Regions from separate parts of the Homo sapiens genome. Here regions 1, 3 and 4 are each linked to region 2. Evidence: read pairs that join two places in POLR2A ChIA-PET (ENCODE). Cell type or tissue: MCF 10A. All regions are shown on one strand. Each heading gives the region's core, and the rest is flanking DNA. Links, peaks and the distances in the headings are about the cores only.

What was found. Peaks named below come from ENCODE experiments on the same cell type or tissue, not always from the same donor. Only the 100,000 strongest peaks of a DNase experiment are listed, where the experiment ranks them.
Region 1: POLR2A ChIA-PET joins it to region 2 with 11 read pairs; 12 of 35 experiments call an interaction of 5 or more read pairs at or near these places.
Region 3: POLR2A ChIA-PET joins it to region 2 with 16 read pairs; 10 of 35 experiments call an interaction of 5 or more read pairs at or near these places.
Region 4: POLR2A ChIA-PET joins it to region 2 with 33 read pairs; 10 of 35 experiments call an interaction of 5 or more read pairs at or near these places.

What each region holds. Positions count from the first base shown.
Region 1 is chr1:205,138,799-205,144,446 of GRCh38, reverse strand. DSTYK (dual serine/threonine and tyrosine protein kinase) reads left to right here. Exons shown (of 13, transcript NM_015375.3): 13 at 1-1,942. Among named protein-coding and RNA genes, the nearest start is that of RBBP5, 20 kb to the right of the region's middle. RefSeq lists a cis regulatory region at 2,658 and an enhancer at 2,586-2,730. In MCF 10A, for the core only: a CTCF peak has its summit at 2,606 (motif pointing right); a DNase peak (open chromatin) is centred at 2,636.
Region 2 is chr1:205,224,279-205,229,926 of GRCh38, reverse strand. It overlaps TMCC2 (transmembrane and coiled-coil domain family 2), which reads right to left and starts at 1,981. Exons shown (of 5, transcript NM_014858.4): 1 at 1,156-1,981. The coding sequence starts at 1,362. RefSeq lists a silencer at 1,881-2,060 and an enhancer at 2,191-2,330. In MCF 10A, for the core only: no CTCF peak of the experiment used is centred there; DNase peaks (open chromatin) are centred at 906, 2,046, 2,916 and 3,406.
Region 3 is chr1:205,172,427-205,178,074 of GRCh38, reverse strand. The region is part of intron 2 of DSTYK (dual serine/threonine and tyrosine protein kinase); the gene reads left to right. Among named protein-coding and RNA genes, the nearest start is that of DSTYK, 36 kb to the left of the region's middle. RefSeq lists an enhancer at 2,875-3,376. In MCF 10A, for the core only: no CTCF peak of the experiment used is centred there; DNase peaks (open chromatin) are centred at 1,924 and 2,454.
Region 4 is chr1:205,314,823-205,320,470 of GRCh38, reverse strand. The region is part of intron 1 of NUAK2 (NUAK family kinase 2); the gene reads left to right. Among named protein-coding and RNA genes, the nearest start is that of NUAK2, 4.1 kb to the left of the region's middle. In MCF 10A, for the core only: no CTCF peak of the experiment used is centred there; DNase peaks (open chromatin) are centred at 710, 1,580, 2,120, 2,720 and 1 weaker place.

The sequences.
Region 1 (5,648 bases), core at 192-5,191, 85 kb after region 2:
AAAGAAGTCTGGCAGCACTTGGGTTATAGAGGGCTCAGCATGACCAAAGTCCTAAAGATTTTACCTCCCAGCTTTGGTTGTATGTGTTCCCAAGTGGTGAGGTGAGATTGTGGCTGGAGGAAGAAAAAGGATGGCATGAAAGAATGACCCTTATTGTGGTCTGTCCTTCTAATCAACATAATTAGGGCAGCTTACCCCAACATGAAAATGATGACCTGGCCATTTTTAATGGCCAGAGCTTGAAGTCTGGTCTCTCATTTTGTTTCAGAAATGAGTGAGAGGCCTTCCTGCAGAGCAGTCAGGAGAAATGGTGGAGCCTGGGGCCCTGGAATGGCTGACCCTGTGCCTAGAGAGCTGATGGCAAGGGCTGTCTGGCATGGCTCATTTGGGTGGGGTTTCCCCAGGCATACCTTAGTTCCCTGATCCTCTGCAAAGAGTAGCTCATTGACTGAGCAAGCGCTTCAGGAGGACTGTGCTGGTTGTTCCCAGACCAAAGAGAGTCACTTTTGACTCCATCAACTTCAAGGGGACAGAGCCTAGGCAGCAGATTCTCCTAATTTTTAACACTAAAATTCAAGGAAGCAGTGGAGGAAAGAATGCATTACTACCACAGATAGAAATAGGGGACTCATAGAACTCTCGACTAGTACCTGTCAGCTCTCAAATGCATTCTTGTGTCTTTGCTTGAGCTGCCAAAGAAGGGTCACAAAGTGTTCTTCCTCATGGAAGAAGTGCCTCGGGGTTGCAGGGCTGCAAAGTGACAACTGCACTGAATGACACTTTATTTTTTGGCTTTGGCTTATTATTTAGCACTGGGAGGCCCAGGGGAATTGGTGATTACAGTAGCACTTTGGGAAGTTAAAGCCCCCTTTGGGCTTGCTTTGGAGAGATGATGGCATGCTTGGTATTCCATTTGGATAATCAGGAAGCCTCCCTAGTCCATCCATATTGTGTCAGAGTGGGATTAACAACCCTGGAAGAGTCCACTGCCAAAAGAGTAGTTGCTTTCCTGGAATTTCCAAAGCTTTTGGATTTTCTGGATCAAGTAACCCACTTTTTAAAACCTGAGGTCAGGAGTTCGAGACCAGCCTGGTAACATGGTGAAACCCCGTCTCTATTAAAAATAGAAAAAATTAGCCAGGCATGGTGGCGGGCACCTATAGTCCCAGCTACTCAGGAGGCTGAGGTAGGAGAATTGCTTGAACCCAGGAGACAGAGGCTGCATTGAGCCAAGATCACACCACTGCACTCCAGCCTGGGCAGCAGAGCAAGACTCCATCTCAAAAAAAAAAAAAAGAAAAAGAAAAAGAAGGTTAATCCTTCAGTTATGGAGGTGGGATGAATAGAGCTTGTTTGATGTTAAAGTGGGTAAGGAGGGAGTGGCCTTGAGACACTTGTATTCCAAACTCTCCTGGAGGTTTCCAGTAGCACTACTGTTCCTAAAAGGGTTTCATTTTTAACTTCATCTGTTTTGTTAACATCCAGTCCAATTGAGGTGATCTCAGAGGTGCATCAGGACATCTAGCACTGGGGAGGCCACCTTGCCCAGATAGTTGAAAAGAAAATTGGTCTGGGCAGCCTGTTGTCTTTTGTCTTCATGTAATGTTTTTTCTTTGTTTTAAAGGACTAATGTTTATTACAGTGTTAAATAAAAGTGTAAGATACTAAGTGTGTAGAATAAAAGTGCAATAACAAAAGACAATGACTTTGGCACACACTTCAGTCTTTATCCTCTCTCCTTTCTTGTGCTACCTGGCTCTTTCCATAATATTGTTACAGCAGGACCGTCTTAATTGTGTGCATTTTGAAGAGATGCGACTCTGGGTTAATCTTCATTAGTGTAATATTGAAGGGTTGGGTTTGGTTTTATAGAGTATTCTGTATACTTGTTGGGATACACAAATACCAGATGTGCTGTATAATAAAGATCACATTAACGTTTTAGGTTTCTATCTGTTTGGTTTTGGTTTTCCCTTACCTCACTACCCATAGTAACAGGACGTTCCCTAATCCATTCCATTTCCACTGGTGACCTTCAGTCAGATGTCTTTCAGTTTGCCTTAGGAGAGATGGATGGAACATGTTCCTCTCCCATCAGGGGCCCTCCCCAGCCACCATGGCTCTTGGCCTCTGGGTACTTTACATCATCACTACTGAAGGGTGGGGCAAGGGAATGGGAGATAGGATAGTGGAGAAAAGGGGTGAGATGATAGTCATGTATCTTCCAGAGCCTATCCTGGGTGACATGCTTTTTTCCAGCTTCTTTTAAGCACGAACCTGCAGCATTGTGAGTTCATATATGAGCCTAGCTACTCTATTATAATACATGGTGAGGGAACTGGGCACATAATCTTACGCTGGCCTATCTGCATGTAGTGTATTTTGCATTTTCTATTTAGGCTCACCCCAGTGCTGAGATTTGCTTGCTCAGCAGTGCCTGACAGGCACCACCATGGGCCACCGCCAAGAGACAGGCACCACTTCTAGTCACCAGGGAAGGTCAGCGTGCAGCACGAGGTGCGTTTGCTTTGGTTTGTTTTTTGTTATCATACCATGTCCGGCTTGTGTGGCTGTCATTTTTTGCTGTAAGTACTTTTGGTTTGACTGCAACACAAGGTTAGCCAGCAGATGGCAGCACATCTTAAATAGCTGGTGTAGTCCTGCTCCTTGAGGTTGATCTCGCTGGTTCTCAGCCTATACCGACACAGTATTCATTTAATGCAACTGAAGCCGGTTAGCTCAGTTAGTTAATGCTAATAATGCAGATAAGCCTTATTTTATTTTATTTTTTATTTTGGAGACAGTGTCTTGCTCTTGCTGTTGCCCCAGCTGGAGTGCAGTGGCACAAACATAGCTCACGGTAGCCTTGACCTCCTGGGCTCAAGCAATCTTCCTGCTTCAACCTCCTGAGTATCTGGACCACAGATGCATGCCATCGTGCCTGGCTGTTTTTGTTTGTTTAAGGACAGGGTCTGGCTATGTTGCCCAGGCTGGTCTCAAACTCCTGGGCTCAAGCAATACTGCCTCAGCCTCCCAAAGTGCTGGGATTATAAGTGTGAGCCATGCACCCAGCCCAGATAAGCCTCTTAACACTTGTGAAACTCTCTAGTAACTCCAGCCACACTTCATAGTTAAATATATCCCATCTTATATGCATATGCCCTGTATTTTCCTAGGAAGTTCAGTGTGACGGAGTTCTCTTAACCTCTTCCTTTGCCCTTATTACTTTGGAAAAAAATAGCTTGTGGTATACACATTTTCAGATTGGGTATGCTTTTTCAAGAACACATCCCTCAGTAGGTATGTGCCCTGAGTAGGGCAACTTGAGTGGCCTTCCTGATCCTTTATTTCGGTGGAGTTCAGGCTTCTGAACATTATTAAATTCAACCTCAAAATTTCTGTCTTTAGCAGAATCCCAAGGAGTCCATGAAGTGCTAACTGAATAACCTCCTTTGGAGTGCAGTTACTACGGGGAGACACACACTGATTGAGGCCTCTTGTGGCCCTTCTAGGGAGAGTCTATTCCTTGGTATATTTTATTTTCATTTTTATTTTTTTGAGATAGAGTCTCACTCTCCCAGGCTGTAGTGCAATGGTGTGATCTCAGCTCACTGCAACCTCCGCCTCCCAGGTTCAAGCTGTTCTCCTGCCTCAGCCTCCTGAGTAGCTGGGATTACAGGCACGCACCACCATGCCCAGCTAATTTTTGTATTTTTAGTAGAGACAGGGTTTCGCCACGTTGGCCAGGCTGGTCTCGAACTCCTGACCTCAGGTGATCTGGCCTCCCAAAGCGTTGGGATTACATGCATGAACCAGCACTCCTGGCCCCCTTGGTATATTTTGAAGTTAGCATTTCAAATCCATGAAAAAAATAGATTAGTCAGTAAAGTTGGCTATCCCCTTGTTTTAGTCTTTTCCTGCTACTATAACAAAATACCACAGACCAGGTAATTTATAAATAACAAATTTATTCCTCATAGTTTTGGGAGCTGGGAAGTTCATGATTGAGGTGCCAGCAGGGTCACTATCTGGTAAGAACTGCTCTGTGCTTCCAAGATGGCACCTTGTTGCTGCGTCCCTCAGGAGACTAACGCTGTCCTCACATGGCAGAAGAGATGGAAGAACTAGGCAGCCCTCTGAGCCTCTTTATAGTGCCATTAATCCTATCCGTGAGGGCTAAGCCCGCATGGCCTAATCACCTCCCAAAGGCCCCACCTCTTAATAGCTTGGGGTTTGAGTTCCAACATAGGAATTCTGGAGGGACACATGCATTCAAATCATATCACCACCTGAGGAAAAAAATACTTAAATCATCATGTGAAAAAAAAGTCCAGGTCTGGGAGAGATGTAAATGTAAAAACACAAAACAAAAAAACAAAACTGTAGGCTGGGCACAGTGGCTTGTCCGGGCACGGTGGCTCATGCCTGTAATCCTAGTACTTTCAGAGGCTGAGGTGGGCAGATCACCTGAGATCAGGAGTTTGAGACTAGCCTGGCCAATATGGTGTCTACTAAAAATACAAACATTAGCCAGGTGTGGTGGTGCATGCCTGTGACCCCAGCTACTGGGGAGGCTAAGGCAGGAGGAGAATCACTTGAACCTGGGAGGCAGAGGCTGCAGTGAGCTGATCATGCCACTGCACTCCAGCCTGAGCAACAGAGCAAGACTCCATCTCAAACAACAAAAAAAGAATATATATAACATAACCCATTTTTTGGTAAAAATCCCTTTGTTCCCCATAACCCCAAATTATCTAGAGATTTAGTCCATCTGGCCAGGAGCAGTGGCTCATGCCTGTAATCCCAGCACTTTGGGAGGCTGAGGCGGGTGGATCTCAAGGTCAGGAGATCAAGACCATCCTGGCTAACACAGTGAAACCCTGTCTCTACTAAAAATACAAAAAATTAGCCAGGCGTGGTGGCGGGTGCCTGTAGTCCCAGCTACTTGGGAGGCTGAGGCAGGAGAATGGTGTGAACCTGGGAGGCGGAGCTTGCAGTGAGCTGAGACTGCGCCACTGCACTCTAGCCTGGGTGACAGAGCAAGACTCCGTCTCAAAAAAAAGAGAGAGATTTAGCCCATCTGCATGTATAGTGCACAGAAAAAAAAATTTGTAAATGTATAAATCAAACTGATAATAGTGATTTTCCTAAAGAGGCAACTTCCAACTTTTAGAGTATGGAATTTCTGTTACTGTATTGTTTATCTGCTATGAACATCTAGAAAATGAATCCTGGCTAATTTAGGAGGAAGGAAATATGTATTGGAAAAATACTAGTGCCTCAAAAAATCAACAACTAGAACTGGAAGATCAGACTCACAGAATCAGTAGGCAGGACCGGTAGCAGGAACAGCCACAGACAAACCCCTCAGACACCGAGTTAAAGAAGGAAGGGGTTTATTCGGCCGGGAGCATCGGCAAGACTCCTGTCTCAAGAGCCGAGCTCCCCGAGTGAGCAATTCCTGTCCCTTTTAAGGGCTCACAACTCTAAGGGGGTCCACGTGAGAGGGTCGTGATCGATTGAGCAAGCAGGGGGTACGTGACTGGGGGCTGCATACACCGGTAATTAGAAAGGAACTGAACAGGACAGGATCTTCACAGTGCCTTTTTTATGCAAATAACCAATTAGGTCAGGGGTCGATCTTTAAC
Region 2 (5,648 bases), core at 323-5,322:
CTGGCTTGAGAAGCCTGAGCCTGCAGTCCCTGTGGCAGTTCCGGCAAAGGTGCATTATTTATCTCAGCTGCTGTTTTAATTGATAGAGATATATTCAAGACAGCTCGCCAATTGTCTCGGCAACCTCAGGCCGGAAAATAAACAGCTCCATGTGAACAGTTCTTTCGGCTTCTGGTTCTAGCTGCTGGCTCAGCATGTATGCAACTTGAACTGAGGCCCCAAACCAGCCCAAGCACTGCTCCACCACCTGTCAGTTCTCCACCCTGGGGGTTGGTTCAGCAGGCAGGCAGAGATCTCCAAGCACTATCTTAACCTCTGGCTCCACCTAACGGCAGGAAATCCACCTTCCCCCCCCGCCCCCGCCACCACCCCCCCCCCCCCGCCCCTTCACAGATCGGCAAACTGAGCTTCATCCAGGAAAGCGCTCAAAGATCCCAATGGGGCCCGGCACGGTGGCTCACGCCTGTAATCCCAGCACTTAGGAAGGCCGAGGCGGGTAGATCACCTGAGGTCAGTTCAAGACCAGCCTGGCCAACATGGCGAAACCCCGTCTCTACTAAAAATACAAAAATTACCCGGGCGTGGTGGCGGGTGCCTGTAATCCCAGCTACTCTGGAGGCTGAGACAGGAGAATCGCTTGAACCGAGGAGGTGGAGGTTGCAGTGAGCCGAGATCGCGCCACTGCACTCCAGCCTGGGCGACAGAACGAGACTCCGTCTCACACACATACACACACACACACACACACACACACACACACACACACACACACAAAGATCCCAATGGGTAGAGACTTACTCAGCAAGGAAAACTAATGGTCACCTGCTGTCCACTTTTTGGTTAGCATCTTGGATTTCTCCAGCCCTTTGTCTGCGAATAACACTTCACACATTATTCAAACAATCTCGGATGGGTGAGTCACTAAAACGCTTGCTGAATAATGGGGAACAAACACAGAGACCTGACACGGAGCTGAAAGACAGAGGCATAAATGGTACCTGACGTCCCCCCTGGGGTGCCAGCAAAGCATCCGCTCATCCTCTCTGACCTTTGCCTGGCTTCCCCCCTCACTTTTATCCTGTTAAAGCACTTCTGCGTGGGGTGGCGAGAGCTAAGTCGCGGGCTGGGCTTGCCGGGGGGATGGTCTGCGCTCACCTTTAAATCAGGAGGCTTGCTTCGGGGACCTGGGTTGGGCGCCGCGGCAGCGCCGGCGTCTGAAGTTGGCCCGCCAGCAGAGTTAGCACCCGTGGTCTCCCCAGGCCGGAGGTCCGCGCCCGGCAGGTGGGAAGCGGCATCTTCCAGCCCAGCTCCATCCTCCTCGCCCTGTTGTTGCTGCAGCTCGTCCGATCTGCACCTCTTCATGGTGTATGTGGGTCGGCAAGGGGAATCTGTCCTTCCAGCGCGCCGTCTTGGGGAAGACCGCACCCCCTCTTATATTCATATGAGGCCTGGGGTCTAAATTATTAACAAGGAGGGGAGATGGCAGACCACAATTTCTTGAATTAAAAAAAAAATTCTTAAAGGCGGGTGAGGGAGGGGCGAGAAGGGGGAGCCTTGGTTATAGCTTGGAATAGTTCATTTCGACCTGGGGAGCGAAGACAGGTCACAGTCGAGGCTGGGCAGCAAGAGTCCTTGGGCAGTCATTGCAGGAGGGAGAAGGGAGACAACCCCCGGCCCCCAAACTTTCTGCTTCAGGGCATGGGCAGGACGGAGAGGAGCTGGGCGGCACAGCGCATCCCTCCCGGCCGGCCGGGCTGCGGGGCGAGGCGGGGCGCGGGGCAGCCGGCCGGGCAGGTCCTAGTCGGCCGCCATCGGCGCCGGCTGCAGCCCCCGGCCCTGCAACCGGCCCCTGCCCCGCATGGTCCGGCCGCGGAGCCCGCAGCGCGCCCGGCCCCCTCCCCGGCCCGCGCGCCCCGCTCCCCGCCTGACGCGCAGCCTGCCGCAAAGCCGCGACCGCGGCCCGAGCCCGCGGCGAGCGCGCAACCTACCCCGCCCGGCTGCCTCCGCCCGGGAGCGGGAAGGCGAGGCTAGGAGGGAGTGACAGCGGCAACCGGCCAATGGGAAGCCCGCGGGGCTGAGGGGGCGTCGCGCAGCTTCGTTTTTGGGGTTGGTTGCACCGTGCGATCCCCCAGGAGAGGGCTGGAGGACGATGCTGCTGCGTTTTTGCATTGCAGAGAGCGGGCTGCAGTTCAGGGGCGGGGGCGGCGGGCGTGGGAGTCGCAGTTTCGGCTCCAGCTTGAGGGACCCTGCCGAGGAGGGCTCGCCCAGGATTTCCTCCACCCATTCGCTTTATTTGGCGAGAAGGAGCACAAGAGGGATGTTTATTATCACTGCTTTTTGGGGCTCTTAACTTTGCACCTTCTAGCCATAAGGGAGACACCTATCCCCTCTAGGATACTTGGTCTGAGTTAAATCTATGCCTACATTCAGAGCTGCAAATGCCAAGGGGAGGGGGCGTTCTCTCCTCATCGCCCCGTCCCCCGCTTTAAGTGCATTATTTCTTAATGAGACTTTACTTGGCATAATTTATGCTCAGAAATTGGGAAGAATTTCATATAAAAACACAATAACGTATGTGAGAGTTCCTTACAAACTGTGAAGCAGCTTTTAAATAAGAAAGGGTATTAATGGCAGGAGGTTGCTACATATAGATGTGTGGAAAGGGAATGCTGTCTCTCTTTGCATAAATCTCAGCCAAACTGTGCTGAGTAATCTGGAAGCAGAAGAGAGCAAACGTTGGGGTTACCAAGATATGGAGAGTAGTAATAATAACAACCCCATCTGAGTGTCTATTGTATGCCTCCTGTGGACACAATGGATTTTACTCATCCAGCAACCAGTGGTTCACAAATTGTGATCCTTGGACTAGCAACTTCAGCATCACACGGGAACTTGATAGAAATGCAAATTCTTGGCCACCAGCCAGACCTAGAGAATCAGAAGTAGTGAGCCAAGAAATCTGTGTTTTGACAAGCCCTCCAGGTAATTCTGACACACACTACCCTTTGAGAACCACTGGCCTAGACAGTGAAGGGGCCACACGGTCTCTAAAGGATTTTACAGTTTACCAATCTCTTTCGCACCCATCATGCCATTGTAGCCTCACTTCAGTCTCACTAGTCGGAGTTTCTTGACTTTCTGTTCTGTCTTCTTCCCATTCCAACCACTCATTTTAATGTGTATCCTAGAAGAGACTAATTTGTTAAGAATTTACTTCAGCCAAGCAGCTACTTTCTAAACTAGGCAGCTCCACTTTTAGAAGATAGGAATTTAGGATGGGCTGGGAATGTGGAACCACCCCCCACATCTACCACAAAGAATCGAGCACAATGTGGAAACACAAAGCTATAAGCCTTTATTTAGCATTTTCAATGGTGAGGGGATGGCAGGATGCCAGTGTAGACCGTGGGCAGGACTAGACAGAACCGGTGGGGGCAGGTTCCCATGGTGCAAGGTTTCAAGCAGAGGAATATACTGCTCCCTGCCTGACTTGGCCCAGATAAGTGCAGCGGCCCCAAAGACCCTGAGCAAGTCTTGAGGGGCACGCGGTGGCCAGCAAATGGTGAGCATGCATTGACACATGTTCATGACCTGACTCGAAGCCGAAGGAAAGTGAAGGGATTTGGTTTAAGGAAGGGATTTGGTTTCGTTTAAGGAAGCAGAGAGCATTATAATTTTGAATTATGCCTCATTTCTATACTAGATAAAAGTTGGTCTTAAGTTTGATTTTTATATTATCATATACATACAGCATGACAGCCACATTTTCTACTTGTCGTCATATTTGCAAGGTGTGATTCAGGTCAGCAAAAAAGTCTGTGGTGTGTTTCATAAAATCAGCTAATACTTTACATTCCATTTTGGAGAGGCATCATAGCATAATGGTTAAGAGCTCAGGCTCTATGGCCAGATAGGGGACAAATCCTAGCTCTGCTCTTCACTGACCATGTGAGTGGGGACACGTTATCTAACCTCTTCATGCTCCAGTTTCTGAATTATTTGGAAGTAGGGATAATGACAGTACCTACCATACAGGGTGTTGGGTAATATATGTAAAGCACTTGGACATTGCCTAGCAAAGAATGAGGGCCATAGCTATAACCACAGATGTCATCCAGTTTCAGAAGTGTTGCACATTTCACTCCAATGCTTCTATCTTCAGGAGTTCAAATGTGTCCCACCAATTTCTGACTTTCACTGAGTGTCATATTATGGAATAAGTGTGCTACTGCCAAAGAAGTTTGGCTGAGAAGTCTGTGTAGAGACCTGAGTGACCTATAACCACCAGTTTGAAGCCAATGGCAAATTTTCATTAGCCGCAGCAAATTCTTGAGCACCTAAGAAAATCAGAACTTGAAAGTACTTTGGTTGGTTGAAATTTTGTTTACGGCATTAGATTATTCTATCATTCTACGTTTCTTTGGGAAAATATAGGCACAAATTATGTTTTGATATTCAAGATTAGACAAAAGTTTGCAGATACACAATGCAAGTGATTATATTTTCTATGTAGGAGTAGCATTTCCATTCTGTTTTGGCACACCTAGTTAATTACAAGGAAATAACATGATTTAGTGGGAAGAACATTGGTCTTGGTGTCAGAAAATTCATGTAAGCATTCTAGTTCGGTTACTTCTTGTGAGCTTAACCTCTTTCACCCTCGGTTTTCTCATCTATAAACCAGGGCTAATACTATCTATCTTCACTGGTTATTGTGAGGATGAAGGTAGATAATGCACGTGAAAATGCTTGACACATGGTATATGTGCAGTAAAACTAAGTGAAACAAAAATAATTAACTTGTCCAAGCCCCCCATATACCATATGAGAAAGAGAATTATCCCAATAAGCTGAATGCTTTTTGTGAACAGAAATCCCAGTTAAACTAATGAAAGGGAGCACTCTGGTAGTATCAAATTTGCTAAACCAATAAGTATACACACAAGGAGTATAAAGGGCAGAATTATGGAATCCTGCTCTCTTGTCAACACCCAGTTCATTTAGTTTGATAAATGGTTGAAGCTTTCATTATAGAGGATAAGGTGCCAAGATTAACAAAGTGTAGAGTAGGGTTTTGTTTTGTTTTCTTTCTTTTTGTAAAAGCAATTAGGTCTGAAAAATAAAAGGCTTCTCTTTTTGCCAATAGTAAGAAGCTTGCAGATTATCCAAGGCAATTCTATGTCCTATTCCATAGCAATACTTAAAAAAACATTTAAACATCAAATGGATAAGTGGTTGTCAGTGCGCTATTTTAAGATTTAACATACTGAGTAGAGTGATTCAAAGGTAAAAGTACTCTCTAGAGGGACTAGATATAATAATTTTGCTCACTGAATTTTGATACCAATATCATTGCATATACTCCTTTGTTAATGTAATTCTCTTCCCTTTTTGTTGGAGATGACCACTTCCACGCAGTGCACTCCTTAAAAGAAATTGAGTTCTGTTGGATTAGGAAGAGTAAACTATGCAAATAATCCTTAAGAAGATTGTCTGGATTGTTGATGTTGTCACAATCCCACCACCTAAATACAGGCTTTTTACTGGCTATTGTAAAAGGAAGAGAGGACCAGGAAGGCTCTATATCACTCCTGATTGGAGAAAGCTCTTATTAGCCTAAACTAAATTTTATCCTATTTTTTACTTGA
Region 3 (5,648 bases), core at 183-5,182, 52 kb after region 2:
ATGCTTTTACTAGGTAGGGAGATGAGCTTGTATCCATTCAATGTTGACTACTGGGATAAAACTCTGGTTTGCCTTCACATTGATCCCAGTTTCTTTGAGGCATGTTATAACCTAGAAACATGTTATAGCCTGTTTGGTTGCAGCTCCCCCTTGGAAAGTATATGTACCAAAAAGAGTCAAGGTATTTTCTTTTTCTTTTTTTTTTTTTGAGATGAAGTCTCGCTCTGTCTCCCAGGCTGGAGCGCAGTGGCACGATCTTGGCTCACTGCAACCTCCGCCTCCTGGGTTCAAGCGATTCTCCTGCCTCAGCCTCCTGAGTAACTGGGATTACAGGTGCCTGCCACCATGCCTGGCTAATTTTTGTATTTTTAGTAGAGATAAGGTTTCAGTATGTTGGCCAGGCTGGTCTCAAACTCCTGACCTTAAGTGATTCACCCGCCTTGGCCTCCCAAAGTGCTGGGATTACAGGCATGAGCCACCACACCCAGCCAAGTCAAGGTATTTTCTATACAATAACAAAAATAGGGAGGTATTTTACTTAATATGTAATTAATATTTAAGAGTGATGGTTCAGGGAACTATTTAGAAATGAAAAAGAATCAGCCCTGTGTGAAAACAAACAGGAGAAACCTTTCAAATGCCCCATGAGAATGTCACGAGAGGAGAATTGGAAGTAAAGTAGCTAGAATATGGGGACAAGGATAGAGGTCAAGGCTGTCCAAGGGCAGGACAATTACTAATATATAGTTGTGTGTGAACCTGAGGCTTCAGAACTCTAGAGAAAGCAAAGACATCTGCTACCTACCAACTTTAGCCTGCGTACATAACTGTTTTCTGGCTTTTTGTTTGTATGTTTGTTTATATTTTAGAAATAGGGTCTCACTCTGTTGTTCAGGCTAGAGTGCAGTGACGTGATCACGGCTCACTGTAACCTCAACTTCCTAGGCTCAAGGGATCTTCCTGCCTCAGCCTCCTGAGTAGCTGGGACTATAGGTGGGTGTCACCATACCCGGCTAATTTGTTTTATTTTTTGTAGAGATGGAGTCTCGCCATATTGCCCAGGCTGGTCTCGAACTCCTGGGCTCAAGGGGATCTTCCAGCCTCAGCCTTCCAAAGTGCCAGGATTACAGGCGTGAGACACTGTGCCAGGCCACTGTTTTCTGTTTGAATTATCAGTTAGTATAATCATCCTTTGTTATAATAGAGTTTTAGTAATGTGCCATGAGCTACAGAGTAAGGATTCTTCACCTATAAGAGTCAGTATTCTTAGGAAGGGGTCAGCCTTCGTCAGTGATTGAGTGATTACTTCTTGGCATTTAAAATAGCGTCACTGGCTGGGCACAGTGGCACATGCCTATAATCCTAGCACTTTGGGAGGCTGAGGCAGGAGGATCGCTTGAGCTCAGGAGTTTTAAGACCAGCCTGGGCAACTTAGTGAGATTTTGTCTCTACAAAAAATTTAAAAATAAATAAAATAGTGTCATTTTACACTTTATACCCAAAACAAAACCAAAGAAGTATATTCTGGTGTTTGTAGAGTAGCAAGCTCCTTTCTATTGCATTTCTTTTTTTTTTTTTTTTTTTTTTTTTTTTTTTTTAAGAGGGAGTTTCACTCTTGTTGCCCAGGCTGGAGTGCTATGGCATGATCTCGGCTCACCGCAACCTCCGCCTCCTGGGCTCAAGCAATTCTCCTGCCTCAGCCTCCCGAGTAGCTGGAATTACAGGCATACGCCACCACCCCGGCTAATTTTGTGTTTTCAGCAGAGATGGGGTTTCTCCATGTTGATCAGGCTGGTCTTGAACTCCCAACCTCAGGTGATCTGCCTGTCTCGGCCTCCCTAAATGCTGGGATTACAGGCGTGAATCACTGCACCCAGCCTCTATTGCATTTCTTAATCATGCCGAGAAAATGGGTGGTAACAGATCAACTTCTGTAAACTCCACAGATTTATGCAGAATGCGTTCTACAAGAGAAATCTCTTTAGGAATTCACTATGACTCAATATAGGAATTATGGGTTATTGTCATGATTCCTTGAGATTCTTTTTACTTGATTGAGTTAGGAGCAAAATGCTTACTCATTGCTTTATTCTTGGAGTAGAGGCAAATGCAATTTCAGATAAATGTGTGGGATAAAATGTGTGGGATGGGAGTTGAAAGATAGAAGATTTTACATATGCCGATTGAAAGTGGCTTTGAGCATCATTTCTTCATTAATTCATTCCATGTTTATTTATTGGATGCTTACTAAGTGCCAGGCACTGTTCTAGGTGCTAAGAAGGTATATAGCCATCCATGAAACAGTCTGAGGTCAGACTTCCCTCTCAGGTGGCCATACTAAGGCCCATAACAGCTCTGGCTCATCCTCTTTATATTAATTTTTATTTTTTCACTCCCTGTCTCCAGGAAACAGTGTTGGCGTCCTTTTTTGTTTATAACCGTCAAGCATGAGTCATCCCTTCACTGAGTATTGCAGAATCGCATATCACATTCCAGCCTAATTCGTACTGCTGCCAGGGTCTCTGCCAGCAGCTCTTTGCCTATCTTCTGACAATCATGATACTCAGAGCAGTGAGACCAACTGCACATGTTGGTCAACTGGGGAAGGGAGAAGACAGAGCATGATACCTGTTTTCTATCCATTTTTGTTTAGTACAAGGTATATTTAGGAATAGGCAGCTTCTGGCGGGCACGGTGGCTCACGCCTGTAATCCCAGCACTTTGGGAGGCTGAGGCAGGCGGATCACGAGGTCAGGAGATCGAGACCATCCTGGATAACATGGTGAAACCCTGACTCCACTAAAAATACAAAAAAATTGCCGGGCGTGCGCCTGTAGTCCCAGCAACATGGGAGGCTGAGGCAGGAGAATGGCGTGAACCTGGGAGGCGGAGCTTGCATGAGCCAAGATTGCGCCACTGCACTCCAGCCTGGGCAACAGAGCGAGACTCTGTCTCAGAAAAAAAAAAAAAAAGGGCAGCTTCTTTGTGGGTGCCAATATATCAGGCCATACTCTACCATTAGAAAGCCCGAAATCCATGGCAGGGCACGGTGGCTGGTGCCTGTAATCCCCGCACTTTGGGAGACCAAGGTGAGTGGATCACCTGAGGTTGGGAGTTTGAGACCAGCCTGACCAACATGGAGAAACCCCATCTCTACTAAAAAAACAAAATTAGCCCGGCGTGGTGGCGCATGCCTGTAATCCCAGCTACTCGAGACGCTGAGGCAGGAGAATCGCTTGAACCTGGGAGGCGGAGGTTGCAGTGAGCCAAGATGTGCCATTGCACTCCAGCCTGGGCAACAAGAGTGAAACTCCGTCTCAAAAAAAAAAAAAAAATTAAAAATAAAGCCTGAAATCCCTTTTTTTAATTAATTAATTAAGTAATTTTTTTTTTGGACAGTATCTCACTCTGTTGCCCAGGCTAGAGTGCAGTGGTGTGATCTCAGCTCACTGCAACCTCCACCTCCCAGGTTCAAGTGATTCTCATTCCTCAGCCTCCCAAGTAGCTGAGACTACAGGCATATGCCACCATGCCCAGCTAATTTTTTTTTTTTTTTTTTTTGGAGACGGAGTCTCACTCTGTCACCCATTCTGGAGTACAATGGCATGATCTCAGCTCACTGCAACCTCCTCCTTCTGGGTTCAAGTGATTCTTCTGCCTCAGCCTCCTGAGTAGCTGGGACTACAGGCTTGTGCCACCACACTCAGCTAATTTTTGTATTTTTAGTAGAGACAGGGTTTCACCATATTGGCCAAGCTGATCTTGAACTCCTGACTTCGTGATCCACCTGCCTCGGCCTCCCAAAGTGCTGGGATTACAGGTGTGAGCCACCTTGCCCAGCCTAATTTTTGTATTTTTAATAGAGACTGGTTTTGGCCATGTTGGCCAGGCTGGTCCCGAACTCCTGGCCTCAAGCAATCTGCCCACCTCAACCTCCCAGAGTGCTGGGATTACAGGCATGAGCCACTGTGCCTGACTTCCAAAATTCATTTCTTTAATAATGAATTTACACCTATGAGCAAATAAAGTCAGCTGGTCTCTTAAAAACAGTATTGGGCCAGGCATGGTGGCTCACGCCTATAATCCCAGCACTTTGGGAGGCTGGGGCAGGCAGATCACCTGAGGTTAGGAGTTCAAGACCAGCCTTGCTAACATGGCAAAACCCATCTCTACCAAAAAATACAAAAATTAGCTGGGCATGGTGGCACATGCCTTGTAATCCCAGCTACTCAGGAAGCTGAGGCAGGAGAATCACTTGAACCCAGGAGGCAGAGGTTGCAGTGAGCCAAGATCGTGCCACTGCGCTCCAGCCTGGGCGACAGAGCGAGACTTCATCTCAAAAAAAAAAAAACAACCGTATTGGTCTTACAAATGGACTTGGCAGCTTTGGCTGATGTTTCTGTTGTGCACACAAAATGGTCCTTTAAGGAAAACCTGAAAATTTATTCTAGAATTTTAAGATAATCCATCAGAAAAAACAAACAAAATTCTTCCTGAAATTTCTAAACAATACTTTGGTTTTGAATATTTAGGCTTTCCTTTCATAAATTTGATTGGTTGATTTATATCTTTTAAAAAATATGTCTTTAGGGCAGCTTTGTAATATAAAAAATATTTCCACCTATAATTCTTTACTTTAATGTAACTGTTTTCTTTTCTTTTCTTTTTTTTTTTTTTTTTTTTTGAGACAGTCTCATTCTGTCACCCAGGTTGGAGTGCATGGTGTGATCTCAGTTCACTGCAGCCTCCGTCTCCTCGGTTCAAGCAATTCTCCTGCCTCAGCTTCCTGAGTAGCTGGAATTATAGGTGTGCACCAGCATGTCTGGCTAATTTTTGTATTTTCAGTAGAGACGGGGTCTCCCCATATTGGCCAGGCTGGTCTTGAACTCCTGACCTCAAACGATCTGCCCACCCCAGCCTCCCAAAGTGCTGGGATTACAAGTGTGAGCCACCACACCCAGCCTAATGTAACTGTTTTCCTTTCCTTTTAGTCTTTATCTCATTGTTATATGTGATTATAATGTTGTCATTTATGCAGTTGTATGTTCTATTTTAAACCTTAAAATTTGTTACTTACCAACTTTTTGAATATGCCTGACTGAAATGATTCATACTGTAGCATGTGTGACTCAGGGTAGTGAAAGGGGGTTTGTTTTGAATAGCAAGATGAGCATCAGACTAGTCTTCCAACCAGAAAACATTCCATGCAACTTGAGACACAGATGAAACAGCAAATTTCTTCTTGGCTTGGGGTTGGATAAAGGGTGGATTGACTTATGTAGTGTTTGCTAAAATGACAAATGGTGAGATGCTAAAAGCACTTTGAGCTTTAGGGAGTTCAAAGTGGCCAGGCAAATTAAAGTTATGTGACCTATCTGAGAATATAGCATAGTTCTTTGTGAGAAAAGAAAGTGAGATATTTGTGCTTTGTTGGAAATAAAAAAGATTTTAAAAACTCAAGGCTGGGCACAGTGGTTCACACCTGTAATCTCAGCACTTTGGGAGGCTGAGGCGCAGATCGCTTGAGCTCAGGAGTTCAAGACCAACCTGGGCAACATGGCAAAACCCCATCTCTACCAAAAAAAAAAAACCCAAAAAAGAATGAAAATTAGCTGGGCGTAGTGGCTCACACCTGTAGTATCAGCTAC
Region 4 (5,648 bases), core at 298-5,297, 91 kb before region 2:
AACACAGTGAAACCCCGTCTCTACTAAAAATACAAAAAATTAGCCGGGCGTGGTGGCGGACGCCTGTAGTCCCAGCTACTCGGGAGGCTGAGGCAGGAGAATGGCCTGAACCCAGGAGGCGGAGCTTGCAGTGAGCCGAGATCGTGCCACTGCACTCCAGCCTGGGCAACAGAGCGAGACTCCGTCTCAAAAACAAAACAAAACAAAACAAAACGAAACAAACAAAAAAAGAACTTGCAGTGAGAATTTCTGGAAAGGGCAGCCCAGAAAGGATGGCAAATTTGTCAAAAGTTAGTTAGCAGTGGTTAACTGGTTCTCAAACTTGAGTTTAAAGTACGTAAGGATCACCTGGGATGTTTGTTTAAAATACTTACATTCTCTGGTTCCACACCCAGAGTAATTTATTCTGAAGGTCTAGGATAGGGCCATATAATGTATATTTTAACAAGCCTTTTAGAGCAGGTGGTTTAGGCATTATTATGTTTTGCCAAATCCAGTTGGGTGCTGGTTGTGAGGGGGTGTGTGTGTGTGTGTGTGTGTGTGTGTATGGTTTGCCCTATTGGCTACATCAGCAGTTACTTCCCCAGATTGTGTTTGCTTTTGCAGCCAGTAGCTGGTTTGAAATTCAAGAAGTCATTTCATTGGTGAAGGAGAGTGGATGTTGGAGAAAGGGGTAGATTATGGCCCCATCAATAGGACCGAGTATGTTTTTCCTGCTATCGCCTGGCACAGTCCCCAGTTGCCTGCTGCCAGGTTACAGCTATTGGGCAATCATGTACTTCCTGGCTTGCCTTTTCTTTCTCTTTCTGCAAAGTGTGAGGGCCCGGTGAGGCTCCAGGCTTGAGGCTGTTGGACCCAGGCTTTGTCAGGGGCTTAGCTGGAAAATAGCTGCTGGTGGCTTGTGCTTCGTGCCTCTTGGGGGTGGAGACACTGGGTCGTGGGGACTGGGGTGGCCCAGAGACTGAGAAACTGAGATTGAAGTTCAGAGTTCCCATCAGGCTCTTGACCCAGGTCACTGTGGGGTGTGTGTGTGGATGTGCATGAGAGAGAGAGAGTAAGAGAGAGATCTCATTTGATTCCAGAATGAGATAAACTAGCTTTCAGTTTTCAAACTTAAGTGGATTTAGGCAGGGATTCCAGCTCTTATTACATCAGAAGATACTCCCTGGCCTCATGCCTCTTGCTCTATGTAGGAAGCCAAGATCAGTAGGCATGGGACCTGCTGTGAACCTCCCTGATCCATAGACCACCCAGTTCTGCAGCTGGGAACTTGCTCAGGGTCTCCTTCCTTCTTGGAGAGCAGCTGCCTGCTGTGCTAATGGTTTCTCAATTCTGGAGCATTGCCTCTTCCCCACCCCACCCCACCCCTGCCTCTTGACTGTCCTTCGTGAATCGAGAGAGACCTAGTGCCTCAGGATACTTCAGTGCGGGAGAGGGGTGTGGGAGCTTGCCCAAGACCTCCCCTAGAATGAATTGAGATTGTTGGTGGGAGCTAGATTCAGAGGAAAGCCAGCTGGGTGACTTCCATCCCAATTTTCTCTCCACCTTTCTAGCACACTTCCCGCTCCCAACCTGCCTAGATGGGATTATCAGGGCCAGATGGGATTGGCTGAGGGAAGGGCAGGTGGGCGGAACTAATGGCTGCTCTAGGAGGACATCAAAGGAAAAACAAATATTTGCTCTGGCTCTTCAATACATTCCTGGTATCCAAATGACATTTCCTCCTGGGACTCACCCAGCTCCCCTGGCCACCCCTTCCCCTAAAGAGAAAAACACATGCTGGGGTCTCTGAAATGGTGGAGTCCACCAAAGCCTTTGGATGATCTGCATGGAAGTCTTACCTCCAAGGGGAACCATTAGGGCCGTGAGTCCAAGTGTATGGTGCTCTGGAGCAAGAGTGCTTCTGTCTTTTTTATGTTTTGGAGTGCAGTGCAGGATTTCAAAATGTTTGGAAATGACTGAGGTGGTCCGAGTCCTTCATTGACAGATAGAGTAGCTGAGGCCCGAAGAGGGGAAGTGACTTATCCTGTAGCTGGTGAGTGGCATGCCTGCAATATGGGCTCCTGGATGACCAAGTACTGAGTCCTAGACTGGGAGTTGGTCTTGAGATGAGCCCAGGCTTGCCTCAGTGTGCTTTGTTATTCCAACAGTTAGCTCCCGCTGTCTTTCCCAGCACTACAGGCAGTGCTTCAGGTGGGAAGAGTCACTGGGAACCAACCCCCACCCTCACATACAGTGACTGTGTTGAAGGATTCTGGGTGGGTGAACTACACTATATTCCTGGGTTTCAAACCTTGTTGGGGATGCTGCCTAGCTGACAGTCAAGGTTGCAAGCATTCAAATCGTGGCTCCATTGCTTACCAGCTGTGCAACCTCTCTGTACCTCAGTTTCCTTATCTGTAAAGTAGGGGTGATAATTATTCCTACCTCGTGGGATTCTCTTAGGATTAAGTAAGATAGCATATGTAAAGTGCTTAGCACAGTGTCTGACACACACAGTGTTATTATCCCAGCAAGGCTGGCTTTGATGAAGTCCTGCCCTTCCCTTTCCTGGGGAATCCCTGCGTCCTGGAGGTCTGTCCTACCCTGAGAAAGAGTATGGATTGTGCTTGGCTTCCCTAAGCCAAACCACTTTGGTTGCTGCTTTGTTCAAAGTCCTCGTCTCTCCTTCGGCCCCAGCTCCAGAGAAGGACTCCTGCCTGGCTGGCTGCCAAGGGCTTGCTTGGCAGGACACTGCCCTCCCAGCTCCCTCTGCACCTGCCTGCTAAGCGGCAGGGAGGGAGGCTGCAGGCCACTCTTGTCCTTGAGCCCCAGCCAAACCACACAAGAAGGCTGGGCAGGGAAGCTCCTTGCCCAGCAACCCGGTAGAGGGGGCTGGAGGATGGCAAGGAGGGGGCAGCACAGTATAGGGAGGTGGCTCAGGCTCCCCTTGGAGCCCATTCCTGATCCCTGCCTAGCTCTCTGGCTGGTGTGGTGGGATGGCGAGCCACCCCTAGGCCCACCCCCACTCTGCCCAGCCTGGGCCAACCCAGCCCAACCTCTCCTCCGTTATCTAAATGGGTCATCCCCTAGCTCCTTGCCCTGCCTCCCAGACAGCAGCTGCTCCACAAAAGGCCAGAGAGAAATCAAGGATCTTGGCTCCAGCTCTGGGTGATAACTATGACCAGAGATGCCCAGCTTGCACCTTCTCTCCCTCCACCTGGAACCAGCATCTCTGGATCTTCTTTTTCTAAGACCTTTCTACCATCCTCTCCTGAATCCAGATCGTTCCTGATCTGAGTCCCTGGGAGGGAGGCAGTGTTTACCAATTGAGCCACAGCACCTACCTCTCCAGGGTGTTGGCAGAGGAGTGGGCATATTTGTATATCTGTAAGTGGGATGGGGTGGCTGGTGATACTACACAGCCTGGCCTAGGGCAAGATATGGGGCATTCCCTTCTCCAGGGATGGGAGGCAGGCAGGGAAATCTCTATGGCTGAGATGGAAGCTTCTCCAGGCACCATCCTTCCATCTTCAGTCCTGATTGTGTCTTGATGTGTTGTGGAACCTTGGAAAAGTCAGTGTGCCTTTCTGGACTTCAGTGTGTGCTGTTTGCAAAATAGAATGAGGAATTAACCCTGCTGCCTTTTCCAATGTTTAGGACTGCAGGGGCAAGAAAACCACTGGGACAGAATCAGAAATTATGCTCAAGCAGGCTACCGTGGCCATAGTATGGGGCTGCTTATAATAATACTTGGCTAGCACCTTCCTGGCATAGTAGCAGGTGGCCCATTTCTGAAGAAGTTCAGCATAGAATTCTAGAGTTTGGAAGGGTGCGTAGAGATCCTGATGTGCAAATTCGTGAATGGCTCTTTCTTTTTGGCCTTTGTTCAAACCTTTCTTTCTGTCTGGAATGCCCTTGTTGCCCCTCCCTAGCCCACCTCCCTTGGCTTAGCAAACCTCACTCATCCTTCAAAATCGAAAGCAGTTTTTCTCCCAGAGGTGGTTTCCCTGCTCCTCCTATGGGCAAAGGAAGTTCTCTCCAGTGCTCTTGGAGCCTCTCTGCAGGCAGGGACATCAACTGCCACATTTATCACAATAGAATGGAGTTTAATTAATTGTCAGTCCTCCCACTGGACTGTGGGACTGTCCACTTTTTATCTGAATCCCTAACACCTAGCACAGTGCCAGCCAGGCACATGGTAGGCACTCAGCAGATGACTGGAGAATAAATATCCTTTCGTTTTTCAGATGAGGACATGAAAACCAGCCAGATGAGTTAACCAGACTTATCTGGTCAAGTGACTTATGTTGAGTTGCATAGCTCTATAGGGGCAAATAAGGATTCGATTCCTGGGCTCTTGATGCCATCTCCACTAATCAGATGTTCAGGTTTATGTTATTATCATTGAATCTGGTTTTCTTTCCCCTTCTGAGTAGGGTGGCCATATATTGTATTATCTAAACTTGGATACTTTGGAGAGTAAAAGGGGCAATATTAGTAATTAGACCAGGACTGTCTCAGGCATGTGGCCTTCCTGCCTCTGGGTGATTGGTTCAGCAATTGTTACCCTCTTCCTTGGTTTTAGTCATTTTATTTTTATTTTTTATTTTTTTTTTAAGACAGAGGCTCGCTCTGTCACCCAGGCTGGAGTGCAGTGGTGCAATCTCAGCTCACTGCAACTTCTGCCCTCCCGGGTTCAAGCAATTCTCGTGCCTCAGCCACAGAGTAGCTGAGATTACAGGAATGCATCACCAGGCCCAGCTAATTTTTGTATTTTTAGTAGAGATGGGGTTTCACCACGTTGGCCAGGTTGGTCTTGAACTTCTGGCCTCGAGTGATTTGCCCGCCTCGGTCTCCCAAAGTGCTGAGATTATAGGCATGAGCCACTGCGCCCAGCCTAATCAACATATTTTTATTCTAGAGAATAGTTGCCTGGCTATCTTGCAGATGAGAACAAAGGTCCCTAAAAATTAGTCCTTATAACCGAGGTGGACTTCACCCATGTCTAGGAAGAAGAGGAGAAAATCTTATCTGAGCACTGCTCCCATCTCAGTCAAAGGTCATCAGCCCAGTGACTTAACTAGTAAATATTTGCGATTTATGTTCACCAGTAAACAATTGTTGAACACTTTCTGTATGCTGAGCTCTGTCTAGGCCTGAGCTGTTGCTCTAATTTACTTTGACAGGCTAGCCAGCAGATAGCTAGAGCCCTCTCCTGTGGGTCCAGGATAGGCTGGGGAGCAGTGGTCTAGCCCCACCAGGGTGGTGATGCATGGCTCTTTTTGTCTGCCACCTGCTTGGAGACCGATAGAGGCCTGATGACATAACTTGTTTGCTTCCTGGAAAGTGCCAGCCGTACTGTGATCTCCTGGGACCTAATATGGATACCTGGTGGGTCCCTAACCTACCCCCTGATGCCAGAGCACAAACTTGCAGGAGGCTGGAACTGTTCAATGAGGATTAACAATTCTGATGTAGAATCATGGGCTTCTGGAGTTGAAAGAGATGGATCTTGGGGTTCAACTTGTGCACTCGCCCCCATGCAGAGACTCCTTCCAGCCCCTCTAACACCCCTTTCTCCCTTTTTTGGAACCTCATTTATTTTAGGCCTTGTCATCTTTAGAGTTCTGCCCCCTAAGCCTATGATGATTTATTTCACTATTGTA